2 separate regions of the Homo sapiens genome follow, and region 2 is linked to region 1. A link is a loop called in an ENCODE intact Hi-C map of the cell type or tissue named here. Cell type or tissue: heart right ventricle. All regions are shown on one strand. Each heading gives the region's core, and the rest is flanking DNA. Links, peaks and the distances in the headings are about the cores only.

Region 1 (2,913 bases), core at 267-2,766:
ATCATTTTCCATCCTTCCAGCCTCAGTTCCCCCTCCTCCAGGAAGCCCTCCCTGACTTCCTCGGCTGGGGTAGGAACATTCACACTAGCTGCTTATTATCCTCACAGCATTTTTCCTGAGGTTTAGCTTACAAGAAGTCTTTCTGTTGAATAAATGAAGAAATCAGCAACAAGGGTAATTGTTGCTGAAAGAAAATATTTATTATATTAAACGTAATACATGTTTATTATAGAAAAATAATAAGGAAAATTCAGGCAATAGTAGAAAATAAAAATTATGCCTCATACTTGACCAAGCACAATACCTGTTAACATTTTGTTTATTTTTCTCCATTCTTTTATCTGTGACTTTTTTTTAACATAGTCTCAATTATGTGTCTCTAAATAGCGCATTTTTAAAATCTCCTTTTTTTAAGGAAAGAAATAAGCGTAACTCTTGTATCAAATGCTCTGTAAAAATGTTTTAATGGCCACAAAATATGGCTTTGAGGATGCACCATCACGTCCTCACTTCCGTATTGCTGGACACTGAGGCTTTTGTGTTTGTTTACTGCGGTGAATAGCATTGCAGTGAACATCTTTAAGAGTGAGGTTTTTCTACTTCAAATTATTTCCTTAAATTAGAATATTAGAAGTGCAATTTAAACCCCAAACCTACAAACACGGTTAAGGACCTGGAGCTTTGCTTTCCTGAAAGGGTGTATCAGTTTACACTTGCATTTGTGTTGTCTGAGAGTGTCTTGTTCATCACAGGATTAAGTACTGTGATTATCTCAGCTTTGTAAATTTGACAGCTAAAAACTGGCAGCTAACTGATTCTTAGGTATCTCAAGTTCTTTTTCAAATCGTCAAAACGTGTCTTAGAGTGAGTGTTGATATTTTCTTGCTGATTTGTGGATTGCTTATTAACCTTTTTCATAGTTGTTGCAAATATTTTTTTTCAGTTTAGATTAGGAACTGAATATCTTCCTCATGTCTTTAAAGAAATATGCCTGACCAGGTGCTTGATAACCCTAAACGGAGTTTCCTGCCGGGCTTTCTCTTGTATGATGTTGAGGCCGTCACGGTTTGTTGAGCAGAGGAGTGAGTGCTAAAAGCTGGAGTTCAGCAGAACCACAGTGATGCCTCCACCCCGGGTAAATGCTTAACCACACTCCTCCCTGTAAAAATAACGGTGTCATTAAACATGGACCGGCTGTTCCATGAGCTCATTCCTAGGAAACAGTGGCTGAGTAGCAGAAGCCTGACCGGTCTCCATTTCCGCCCAAATGTGGGATGTGTGCACGTGGCATAGAGCCTCGCACGTTGCTTTTGGGAGAATCAGCTTGAGTCAACTTCTGGCAAAAGATTGGGGCCGTCTTTGGACAGATTTGAATATTAGACACCATATCATCTAATGAAAACCAGCTGGGAAGAGTCAGTTTTCCTGTGTTCTTGGGCATTTGACAAATGGTGGGAGATAGTTCTAATTTTAGAAAGGAAAACGTAATGCATATTCTCATGATGATTTGTCAACTGGATATTTTGCAGAGAGGAAAACGTCTGAAATGTCCCAAATAAAGCTATCTGCTGTCATGAGAACACAGCTGGCAGGGCAGAAAGCAGTGTCGATCAACAGGAGGTCGTCCTGCACCGGGACGTCAGTGCCCCGACACCTCGGTGTGTCCCTTGGCTGTGTGGCCTTGGGCAGGTCACTGGTCAAGCCTGAGATAATGACATTGGTCTGCTGGGGAGCAGCGGCCCTAGGCCAGATGTACTAGGAGGCCCCTTCCTGGCTGTGATTTTAAGATGGAGGGGAAAATGTTTATTTGTTCTGTGAAAGCCAGGGGTGGGGTAGGACAGAGCCAGCAACACCGACAGCCCATCATGCTGAGCCAGAGGTCTGCTGAGCTGAATTGAAGCTGTGTCAACTACAGTACGTGCCTCACCGAGCCTCAGTTTCCACATTGGTGCTGTGCAGATGATAATACAGACTTTGCAAGGCTGTTGAGACTTACCTGCACTAAGACATAGAAAGTGCCCAACACAGCGCCTGCAGGGCCAGCACTCGGTGGCAGTCTAAGGAATGTCTGTCACAGCGCTCCCAGATGGCAGGTCCTGCCTGCCTGGGCCCAGCTCTGGCTGTGTGGCTCAGGACTATGGGACCTCTGCAGGCTGCGTCCCCTGCCTGCCTCAGTTTCTGCGTCTAAGCTAGAAAGCATGATTGTTCCTCCCCGTGGGGCCGTTACGAGAAGCAAGCACATGGAAGCGTGCCAGGCATTTTCCGAACGTCTGGAACATCCTCAGCGGCAGGGTCTCCTCCTCCCTCTCCTCCTCCTCACTTAGAAATATTTTCCCTGGGAGTCCCACGGAGGTCGTGAAGATGACAGAGGCTGCTGGCACTAACAGCTGTGTGGGGCAGCCCAAGCCCCTACTTTGAAAGTTCCATTCCATCCCTCGCATTTCATCTGAAGAGCGCTATGTTCTCCCTGGGGAGAACTGGCCTGTTGCATATGAAGAGTCCAGAGATTTTGAACAAGGGAACCCCTTCAGCTTCGAATGACCATTACCGTTGATGATCCCAGAAGTTCCCTTTCCAAGCAGTGACCCATGGACTTGTGTCCCTCGTGTGATAACCTGCACTACACACATATCCTACAAGTGTCCATAGTGGTTATAAGCTGCCACAGCCATACAGATCTGAGAGCCAGAGGCCTTCAAACCAGCTAAGGCTCTGAAACACTTCAACTCCACTTAAGAAAACAAATCGGAGCACATCCGTGATCCCACAAATGCTAATTTGCTTGTCACACATCAGAAACCCAGGAAGGCACAGAATAGATGCTCTCTTACTGGCTTATAGGTTGGGTACTTTAAAGTTGGAGACGTTTAAATCAGAGATAAACCTATTGTAACAATACATTTCATGTCATGT
Region 2 (2,913 bases), core at 168-2,667, 59 kb after region 1:
TGGCATGTGGCTTCTTGCAAGCAGAATGTCCACAGAGCCACCATAAAACCAGAAACAGCCTGACAAGGAAATGGCCACACCAAGCCCAAATGTTCCACCCCGTGGAGGGACTTGGTGCCACTTTAAAACTAAGAGTGGCATGTGACATGAAGCCTACTGACTTGGTTAGCTTGACTGCTGTTCCCTCCTGAGCTGCGGGGGAGCAGACGGCGGCAGGGATGCAGTTTGGGAGCTGCCAGGACTTGTACTGTCCTGGACTGGTCATTCATCCGCTCCACAAGAAAGGTCACCTTATACCTGGCTGGTTGGTCCCTGCTGATTTGTACCTGTGAATTCATTTGTGTACTGATGTCAGTTTTTCTCTTTTCTTCATTGAAACAGACAAATGGTTATGATGGAGAATTGTATGGATCACAGTCCCTGAATAGAAGATCTGGCAGGGTTAGTATAGTAAATTTGCATGGCTCAAAATTCAAATAGGTTGTTTCAAAGCTTCTAGAACTAAAAACTAATTGCTAAATTTAAATTTAGCTTCTTTGCTGTTTTTAAATTTTAAAATCGGTCTGTCTTTTTTTTCCTAGCACATGATGGAATGAAAGATAATGTTTTTCAACTAGCAAACATTCTGAGAATGTTAGCCCTCCAACATTCTGATTGTTAGTATAAGGGGTAGATATTGATAAGAATCTCAAGTTTTAAAAGATCTGAAATTAAAGATTAACTCTTTCATTACTGTATTCCCCTGGGTGTATGTATATAATGTGTGTATTAAGTATATTCAGCTTTCAAAGATACTAAATCCAACATTTTCGCAGTCTCCACATCTGTCATTTGTAATTTTAATGTTTACCTTAAAGGCATGTGTACAAGCACCTGTGTTTTTCTGGAGAGGAAAAGGAGAATAAAACAATGCAGATGCTTGGAAGGCTCCCAGTTAAGGGGTGGGAGGCAGGAAGGAGCTGGTGGAAGGAAAGGGTGCTGCTCTAGGGGGAGAGAGAGGGAGTGGTGCCAGTGGCAGGGGCATTAGGGAGACCGGGCGGGGGTGGGGAGGGCTTTGGATTAATCAAGGACAGGAGGTCATTGGGGATTTTAGAAGGTTACACTGGATACATTTCCATTAAGCTTCACGATATCCCACAGGTCCATTCTGTGTGAAATGGTCTAAAAATTTCCTGTTCTCATGCTTCATTTTTTTCTTTTAGTAATATTCCTAATTGTGTAAAATAGTATTTCTTTTCATTTATCTTAATTATGTTATATTAAGATATCATGTGTATGCTTAAATTATACTTTTGGGCTTCAAATGAGTGACCCCACCCAGACCTTCTTCCCTCTCCCCGACCAAAGCCGTCTTTAGCTTTCTGAAACCAGCTGATCAAGTTGTTTTTACTTGCTCATTCCTATTTACCTATTTAGCATTGCATGCACTTTAATTATTTATTTTTTGAGACAAAGTCTCGTGCCCTCACCCAGGCTGGAGTGCAGTGGTGCTATCTCAGCTCACTGCAACCTCTGCCTCCTGGGTTCGAGCGATTCTCCTGCCTCAGCCTCCCAAGTAGCTTGGATTACAGGCATCCACTACCACACCTGGCTAATTTTTTTTGTATTTTTTAGTAGAGATGGAGTTTCACCCTGCTGGCCAGGCTGGTCTCGAACTCCTGACCTCAGGTGATCTGCGCACCTCGGCCTCCCAAAATGCTGGGATTACAGGCATGAGCCATGGCACCCGGCTGGATGCGACATTTTAAAAATGTATACTCAAGACACGTAAAGATGGCCTTCAGGGCATTTGCACTCTGTGGATAAGGGCTCTCCAGTGGACGGGTGGCAGCAGGCTGTCACACTCCACCCACCTTTCTGGCACCCCAGGGCTGAGCTATAGCCCGCAGGCGGGCTGGGCTGAAGAAAGATTGAAAATTTTGCAATAAATGGAATTTTAGTTACCCAAGGAGATAAGACAAGGAGTTTACTGACAACGCAGTGTGAAACTCAGTAATTACGAATCGTGCTAGGGATATGAGATTGTGAAAAGCAGTACTAGATACACCCCTGGCATCACCAAGACACAAACACTGAAGGTGAAAATACAGCTTAGAATCTCCAGTTGTTAAGAATCTCTGCTGTACTGTTTGTGCCTCGCGTCTTTAGATAAACTAGCGTTCCTGGGCTCCTAGTGTTGGCTCGGTTGTGCTGTTCCATGTTCGCCTTTTGAATGGGATGGGGGTGCTTTTGGAGTCGTAAGGAAGTGCTTGTCACTTAAACGTGTTTTCTTCTTTGGTGCTCAGAATTCCAGCTACAGCGGTGACAGCAGATTCTCTACTTTGTCATCATCCAGGGAGGAGAAGTTGGTTGGTTTCCATTTAAATCTTTCACATTCTCTTCAGAAACCGCAGATTTTGTAGCATGCAATCTTGTGTGTGTGGATTCAGCTCTACTTTTCTCTTTCGGTGTCTGTTTGACGGATTTTTGTTTGGGTAGCTGTGTTATTGACGTGAAAAGCAGCAGTTAACATGAGCTCCTTCATTCAGATGTACTCCAGTGTGCTGCGTTTGACCACACCAGCTCGAATGTGAATTGTGGCATTCAGCTGGCTGCAATGAAAGGACGTGTTTTTGTGTATATTTTCTAATTAGAATTAATCAAAAGGAAAAAAATAATTAGAAGAATGCTCTTGAATTCTTGAGAGTTTCTGAAAACAGAACTACTTTGAAGAGTACATGCAAACTTTGTGGTGGTTTCTTGGGCATGGACTAGACTTGGAAGGAAAATCCAGAGTCTCATCCAAATCCACATGTTTACACAACAGAGTTCCTTCCCATTCTCTACAAACATGCATCGGTCTTGATAAACATAATTTCTAAATTGTTTAAGAGCCCTAAAATTGCTAAGGCTTGTTGGTGTTTGTTTAGGTTC

Evidence for each region. A loop is a pair of places that touch in the nucleus more often than their neighbours do. Peaks named below come from ENCODE experiments on the same cell type or tissue, not always from the same donor. Only the 100,000 strongest peaks of a DNase experiment are listed, where the experiment ranks them.
Region 2: a loop joins it to region 1, with 7 times the contacts of the local background. A loop is called at or near these places in 5 of 110 quality-filtered maps.

What each region holds. Positions count from the first base shown.
Region 1 is chr2:237,668,601-237,671,513 of GRCh38, forward strand. The region is part of intron 1 of LRRFIP1 (LRR binding FLII interacting protein 1); the gene reads left to right. Among named protein-coding and RNA genes, the nearest start is that of LRRFIP1, 42 kb to the left of the region's middle. In heart right ventricle, for the core only: no CTCF peak of the experiment used is centred there; DNase peaks (open chromatin) are centred at 1,221, 1,655 and 2,250; H3K27ac peaks cover 2,444 bases.
Region 2 is chr2:237,727,495-237,730,407 of GRCh38, forward strand. LRRFIP1 (LRR binding FLII interacting protein 1) reads left to right here. Exons shown (of 24, transcript NM_001137550.2): 8 at 382-441. Among named protein-coding and RNA genes, the nearest start is that of RBM44, 70 kb to the right of the region's middle. In heart right ventricle, for the core only: no CTCF peak of the experiment used is centred there; no DNase peak of the experiment used is centred there; H3K4me3 peaks cover 303 bases; H3K27ac peaks cover 2,364 bases.